2 separate regions of the Homo sapiens genome follow, and region 1 is linked to region 2. Evidence: read pairs that join two places in POLR2A ChIA-PET (ENCODE). Cell type or tissue: Caco-2. All regions are shown on one strand. Links, peaks and the distances in the headings refer to the core of each region. The heading gives the core; the rest is flanking DNA.

Region 1 (2,913 bases), core at 175-2,674, 280 kb after region 2:
TCATCCCTCCTCCAGAATCCTATGACTGGGCAGGCCTCCACACCTCCATCCTCTCCTCTGATGGTTTCATGATTGCTTTTCTGCACTTTTGCAAAAGGAGAACCCGGTGCTGCCCTTGGTGACCCTGGTCAGACCTCAGCAGGTGGAGGATCAGCCCTCCCCATGGTGTAAAACGGAGTTCTGGAGCCTCATGAACAAGAACCTGTGGTAGAGAGTCACGTACGATGTCACCAGGTATCTGCGAGGCCAATTCTTTGAGAAGATGGGTGAATCGCCCAGGACAGTCCAAAAGAGGTCACACAAGAGGCAAACAAGATCCTTGAGACAAAATTCACAAGGAGAGGAAGGACGGACTCTGGATCCACTAGAATGAAGCACACGTGCAAAATGCAACGGGAAAAACTTGCTTCTTCACCTAAGCCAAGGAGGCTGTAGCTGGCCCTTTCAGCTGTTTGTTCTTTCATTCATTCTACAAATGTTTATTGAGCACCTACTGTGTACCCAACACTGTTCTGTGTTCTGGAGACACAGAATAAACAAGACAAAGTCCCTGCCTACCTTACATTCTGGTGCCAGTAGACAAACAATAAAGTAACTGTCTAGGTAGTGATAAGTGCTAAGAGGCACAGGGAGTGTAGAGCACGAGCTGACATCAGGGAAGGCCCCTCTGTTAAGGTAAATTTGACCAAAGCTTTGAAGGCAGTGAGGGAGCAAGTGATGATTTTCTGGGCCAGCATATTCCAGGCAAGAGCGGGATTCAAACAGCAAAGAAGAGGGTGTTACAGGAATGGATTGAGCCAAGGAGAGTCCAGAGAGATGAAGGCAGAGGGGCAACAGGGAGCCTGTGAGCCACCTTCAGCACTTTTAATTCCAAGTGATCTGAGAAAATACTGGCGGAGGGGGAGGGTTGAAACAGAAAAGTGAGACAATTTGATTTTTGTGTATGAAGCTCATGCAGGGTGCTCAATTAAGACTATAAAGAAGGCAGAAAAGAATGTGAACAGCGAGACCGTGAGGAGGAGAGCAGAACAACCCAAGGAGGAGACGGTGGCGGTGGCTCAGACCACGACAGCAGCGTAAGAATGAGCTGAGAGTCTGGATGTTGTTAGGGTAAGACCTGCAGAATCTAATAACAGGATATGAGAAATGAGCGAGACTCAAGGATTAGTCCACAGTTTCTTTTGCTGAAGCAATTGGAAGGAGAGAGTTAACATTTACTGGGAAGAGGAAGGTTATGGGTGAAGTAGGGTGAAAGGCATCAGGATATGGTTTTGGGTATGGTTTGGGATACGTTAAGTTTGAGGTAGCTATTAGACACCAAGGGGAGATGTCTAGTAGCCTGTGGATCAAGCAAGTCTTAGGTTCAGGCTAGAGATGTAAGCTTGGAAATCATCACTGTAGAGAAGATATTCAAAGCCAAGAATGAGATTGATATTAACAAAGGAGTGAGTACTGAGAGAGAAGAGATCCAAGGACTAAGTCCTGGGGCAATCTTACACAAAGAGGACTTAGCAAAGGATACTAAAGTGAGTTAAATAATTTTTTCTTAAAAAAACAACCTAGAGAATATATAAAGAAAATTTCTCAAAAAGTAACCATTGATCAACTTTGCCAAATGCTGCTATTTGGTCACAAGTGACAATAACTAAGAATTGACTATTGGATTTAGAAATTTGGAGGTCCCTCGTGACTTTATTAGGGCAATCTTATTTCTCCAATGAATAACCCCTGAATCAATAACTTAGTACAATAAAAAGCTTCTATCTCACTCATCTCACAGTCCAGTCAAGTATTTGGCAGGTGGCCTTCTTTGTGATTTGGGTACCAGGTTCTTTCCATCTTCAGTGCACACCTGCCATGGTTCCCTTGGAAAGGGAAGGAGTGGTCCATATAGAAGCACACCTGAGCTCTGGTGCTTCAGCCTGAAGCTGGCACGTTGACCCACTGGAGTTCCCATGACAAGAACTAGTCACACAGCCTCATTTAGAGGCAAAGTAACTGGGAAACATCATTTGGTTGTGTGCCCTGGAAGAGGAAGTGGTTTGGTGACCATCTAGCCAGTTTCTCTCACAATGACCTTGGCAAGAGCACTTTTAGAGGAGGGTGGAAACCAAAGACTGATTGAAGGGAGTTCAAGAGAAAAAAGGGAAGTAGAGAAATAGGGTGGTAGCTAAGGCAGGTTTGGGATCTAGAGAGGTGTTTTGTTTCTGGTTTGTTTGTATGATATTGGAAATGATCCTGTAGAGAAGAGACAACTGCTGGAGGGATGTCCTTGAGTAGGTGACAGAGAAAGGGACCTAGCTCAGTGTCATGCATAAGAATGCCTTGGAGAGCCCATTGAAACAAGTTCTGGGGCCCCAACTCAGACATTCTTTTTTTTTTTTTTTTTTTGACAGAGTCTTGCTCTGTTGCCCAGGCTGGAATGCAGTGGCACAATCTTGGCTCACTGCAACTTCTGCCTCACAGATTCAAGCGATTCTCATGCCTCAGCCTCTCAAGCAGATGGGATTACAGGTGCATACCACCACGCCTGGCTAATCTTTGCATTTGTAGTAGAGATGGGGTTTCACATGTTCATCTCTAACTCCTGGCCTCAAATGATTCACCTGCCTTGGCCTCCCAAAGTGCTGGGATTACAGGCATGAGCCACTGCACCTGGCCCCGCCCCAGACATTTTGATTCAGCAGGTCTGGACTGGGGGTGGACAAGCTGCATTTTCTGACCATCCCCCAGGTGATACTGATGCAGTCAAGATTCAGGCCCACACTGAGTATTGCTGACAGGCGCTTGGGAAATTCATTCCTTGTCCAAGGCGGGAAGGCAGAGCGGGTAGGCACAGATGGAGGTGGGAGTACAGGCGAGGGTGGGAAGATGGGAACTTGGCAGCCACTTATTTTACTATCTCAGTGAATT
Region 2 (2,913 bases), core at 300-2,799:
TTATTTTATTTTTTTAAATTATTATTTATTTAGTTTTTGAGACAGAGTCTCACTCTGCCACCCAGACTGGCACAATCACAACTCACTGCAGCCTTAACCTTCTGTGTTCAAACAATCCTCCTGCCTAAGCCCCCCAAGTAGCTGGGACTATAGGTGCATGCCACAATGCCTGGCTAGTTTTGGTTTGTTTTTTTTTTTTTTAATAGAAACAGGGTCCCACTATGTTGCCCAGGCTGATCTCAAACTCCTGGGCTCATGCTAATCTCCTTCCTCAGCTTCCCAAAGTGCTGGGATTATGGGCATGAGCCACTGTGCCTGGCCTGCAATTTGAAATGATGCACACTCTGTAAATTGAGGGTATGTTATTTTAAAAATTTATGCTAGTTTGGGCCAGGTGCGGTGGCTCACGCCTGTAATCCCAGCACTTTGGGAGGCTGAGGCGGGCAGATCACGAGGTCAGGAGATTGAGACCATCCTGGCTAACACGGTGAAACCCCGTCTCTACTAAAAATACAAAAAATTAGCTGGGCGTGGTCGCGTGCACCTGTAGTTCCAGCTACTCAGGAGGCTGAGGCGGGAGAATCGCTTGAACCCAGGAGGCAGAGCTTGCAGTGAGATGAGATTGCGCCACTGCACTCCAGCCTGGGCGACAGAGCGAGACTGTCTCAAAAAAAAAAAAAAAGATTATGCTAGTTTGTCACATATATGTTTAACAGTTCATTTGTTTTCAAGAAGTTAAATTCAGGGAAGCGACACCAAGAATTCCTGTTTTAATTTAATCATTGTAGTGGGACACCTGATGTAATTTGCTGGCGTTACCCTAAGAGTCCTTGGACAAGTATGTACACAAGGAATGAGAATGGCACAACTAAAATGATAAATTCTTAGTAACTTTCCCACATTTAACAACTAAATTGACAGAGAAATCAGAAGTCCAAAACAATAAATGAAACCTTTTAATCCTTCTTCAACCCCAGTAATTTATTATTACTCCCCCTAAAAAATCCTCAGTCGTAATACTTTTCTGCATAATTTGTTCAAAAAGGTGTATTTAAATATAATAAAAAGGAATGTCATATAAAGGAGAGGAGACTTGCCAAACTAGATTATTTCTCTTGTGAAAGAAGGGAGAGTTGGGGGTTGTGGTGGGGGTAGTTGTTGCTTAACTTTTATTAGTTCTGTAGTTGAAGACTAGCAATTCAAATAATAATCTCTTATCTCATGACTGAAGTTTTTACGCTAAAGATAATACTGTACTTGGTATCAGTAGGCCATCTCTTTCCAGGTAATTGTTTTCCCAGTCGTGGTTCCTAAGTGAGCTCAGCCATACACATTCTCTCACAGTCCTTCATTTGACTGTTGGTACATACACATTTGTGAAATCCCAGCCACAGCTGTGATGCAGTCTGTGGCCATGAAATAATCCCCCTTGACTGTGCTTTCTCCTCTCTCCCATCCTGCTTCCTTTTCAGAGTTGAAGCCACAATAATTCACTTCACTAACTTATTTTCTATATGAACAAGACTCTAGTTAAGACAATAGAAAGATCAACAAGGTTCTTAAAAAACTGAATTGGTAGCTAAAATAACTTTTACTAGAAACTTTGTAGTTTATGAAAATACTGGTTCTCGTTTCTAGTAACTCATTTCGCCATTTGGGTTAGCAAGTTTAGAATCTACAAATGTAAATCATCTATATATTTTGGTTTTTAATCCCAGTGATGGGACTATGACCCCTCCACTTGAGATGTTTTAGTAGTGCTTATCAAGATAAAGATAGCCAGTGCTTGCTGGCAGTACTCAGTAAGAAAAGTCACCAGACAGCTCTGTGATTTGCAGATTTGATGTTCTTGCCTCCAAGTTGTCTTAAATTGGACCTCATCTTGAACTGAAAATCGTGAAATACAATGATGATACTTTGACATTAATAGTTACTGTTTGTAAAAGTGAAGGGAAATTACAGAAAATTCTCAGTTAATCATGTTTGAGAATGTAAGATGGTATGATTAATAAGCTATTATGACTTAAATGATTTATGCAGTATATACAATTTATATTCCATACAAATTTGTGAAGTAGGCAAAATTTATCTTTGGTCATGGTCTTCCCTACCCTCTATAGTATCCCTTCCTTGCCCTCAGGCACAGAGCCTCTTCTTTCTTCTTCTTCTTTCTTCTCCTCCTCCTCCTTCCTTCTCCTCTTCTTTCTTTCTCCTTCTCCTCCTTCCTTCTCCTTCTCCTCCCTCCTTCTCCTTTTCCTCCCTCCTTTCTTCCTCCTTCTTGTTCTCCTTCTCCCTCCTTCTTCTTTCTTTCTCTTTTTCTTTCTTTCTCTTTCTTCTTTTCTCCTCCTCCTCCTTCTTCTTTTTCTTTTCCTTCTTCTCCCTTCTCCCTTCTTTTCTTCTTCTCTTTTCTTCTCCTCCTCCTCCTCCTTCCTTTTTTCTCCTTCCTTCTTCTTTTCCTCTTCATTTCTTCTTCCTCCTCCTCTTGCTCTTCTTTTTCCTTTCTTTCTGCCCCAATTGCCGTCAGAATCTGCTCTTAGGGAAGTAGCTGATCCCTACAATGGAGTTACCTCATTCATACACTTAACTTATGCAAATTTAACTATTCTTGCTTATTAAAAATTTCTTAAGGTAGGGCAGAAAATATTTTAAATATAAATTGCATAGGCAATTCTGTCCCACATCCCACTCAGAGCATATGCCCCTAAGTGGGTGTGAAATGAGAAACAGAAATGTGTTGTATTCCCTTTGGTCTTGAATTCCTGCTTGCTTCTCTTAGAGTCAACATCTCATTGTGCTGTAGGTAATTCAGGTGCTAAAGACTTGTGTTGTTTTTTGTTTTTTGAGACAAGTCTTGGCTTTGTCTTACCCAGGCTGGAGTGCAGTGGCACGATCTCAGCTCAGCTCACTGCAGCC

What was found. ChIA-PET counts read pairs that join two places held together with the same protein. Peaks named below come from ENCODE experiments on the same cell type or tissue, not always from the same donor. Only the 100,000 strongest peaks of a DNase experiment are listed, where the experiment ranks them.
Region 1: POLR2A ChIA-PET joins it to region 2 with 20 read pairs; 2 of 35 experiments call an interaction of 5 or more read pairs at or near these places.

What each region holds. Positions count from the first base shown.
Region 1 is chr6:108,761,746-108,764,658 of GRCh38, reverse strand. All of the region lies in intron 3 of LINC00222 (long intergenic non-protein coding RNA 222), which reads right to left. Among named protein-coding and RNA genes, the nearest start is that of LINC00222, 12 kb to the right of the region's middle. In Caco-2, for the core only: no CTCF peak of the experiment used is centred there; no DNase peak of the experiment used is centred there.
Region 2 is chr6:109,038,427-109,041,339 of GRCh38, reverse strand. The region is part of intron 1 of SESN1 (sestrin 1); the gene reads left to right. It also overlaps a transcript of ARMC2 not described here. Among named protein-coding and RNA genes, the nearest start is that of SESN1, 55 kb to the left of the region's middle. In Caco-2, for the core only: no CTCF peak of the experiment used is centred there; a DNase peak (open chromatin) is centred at 1,309.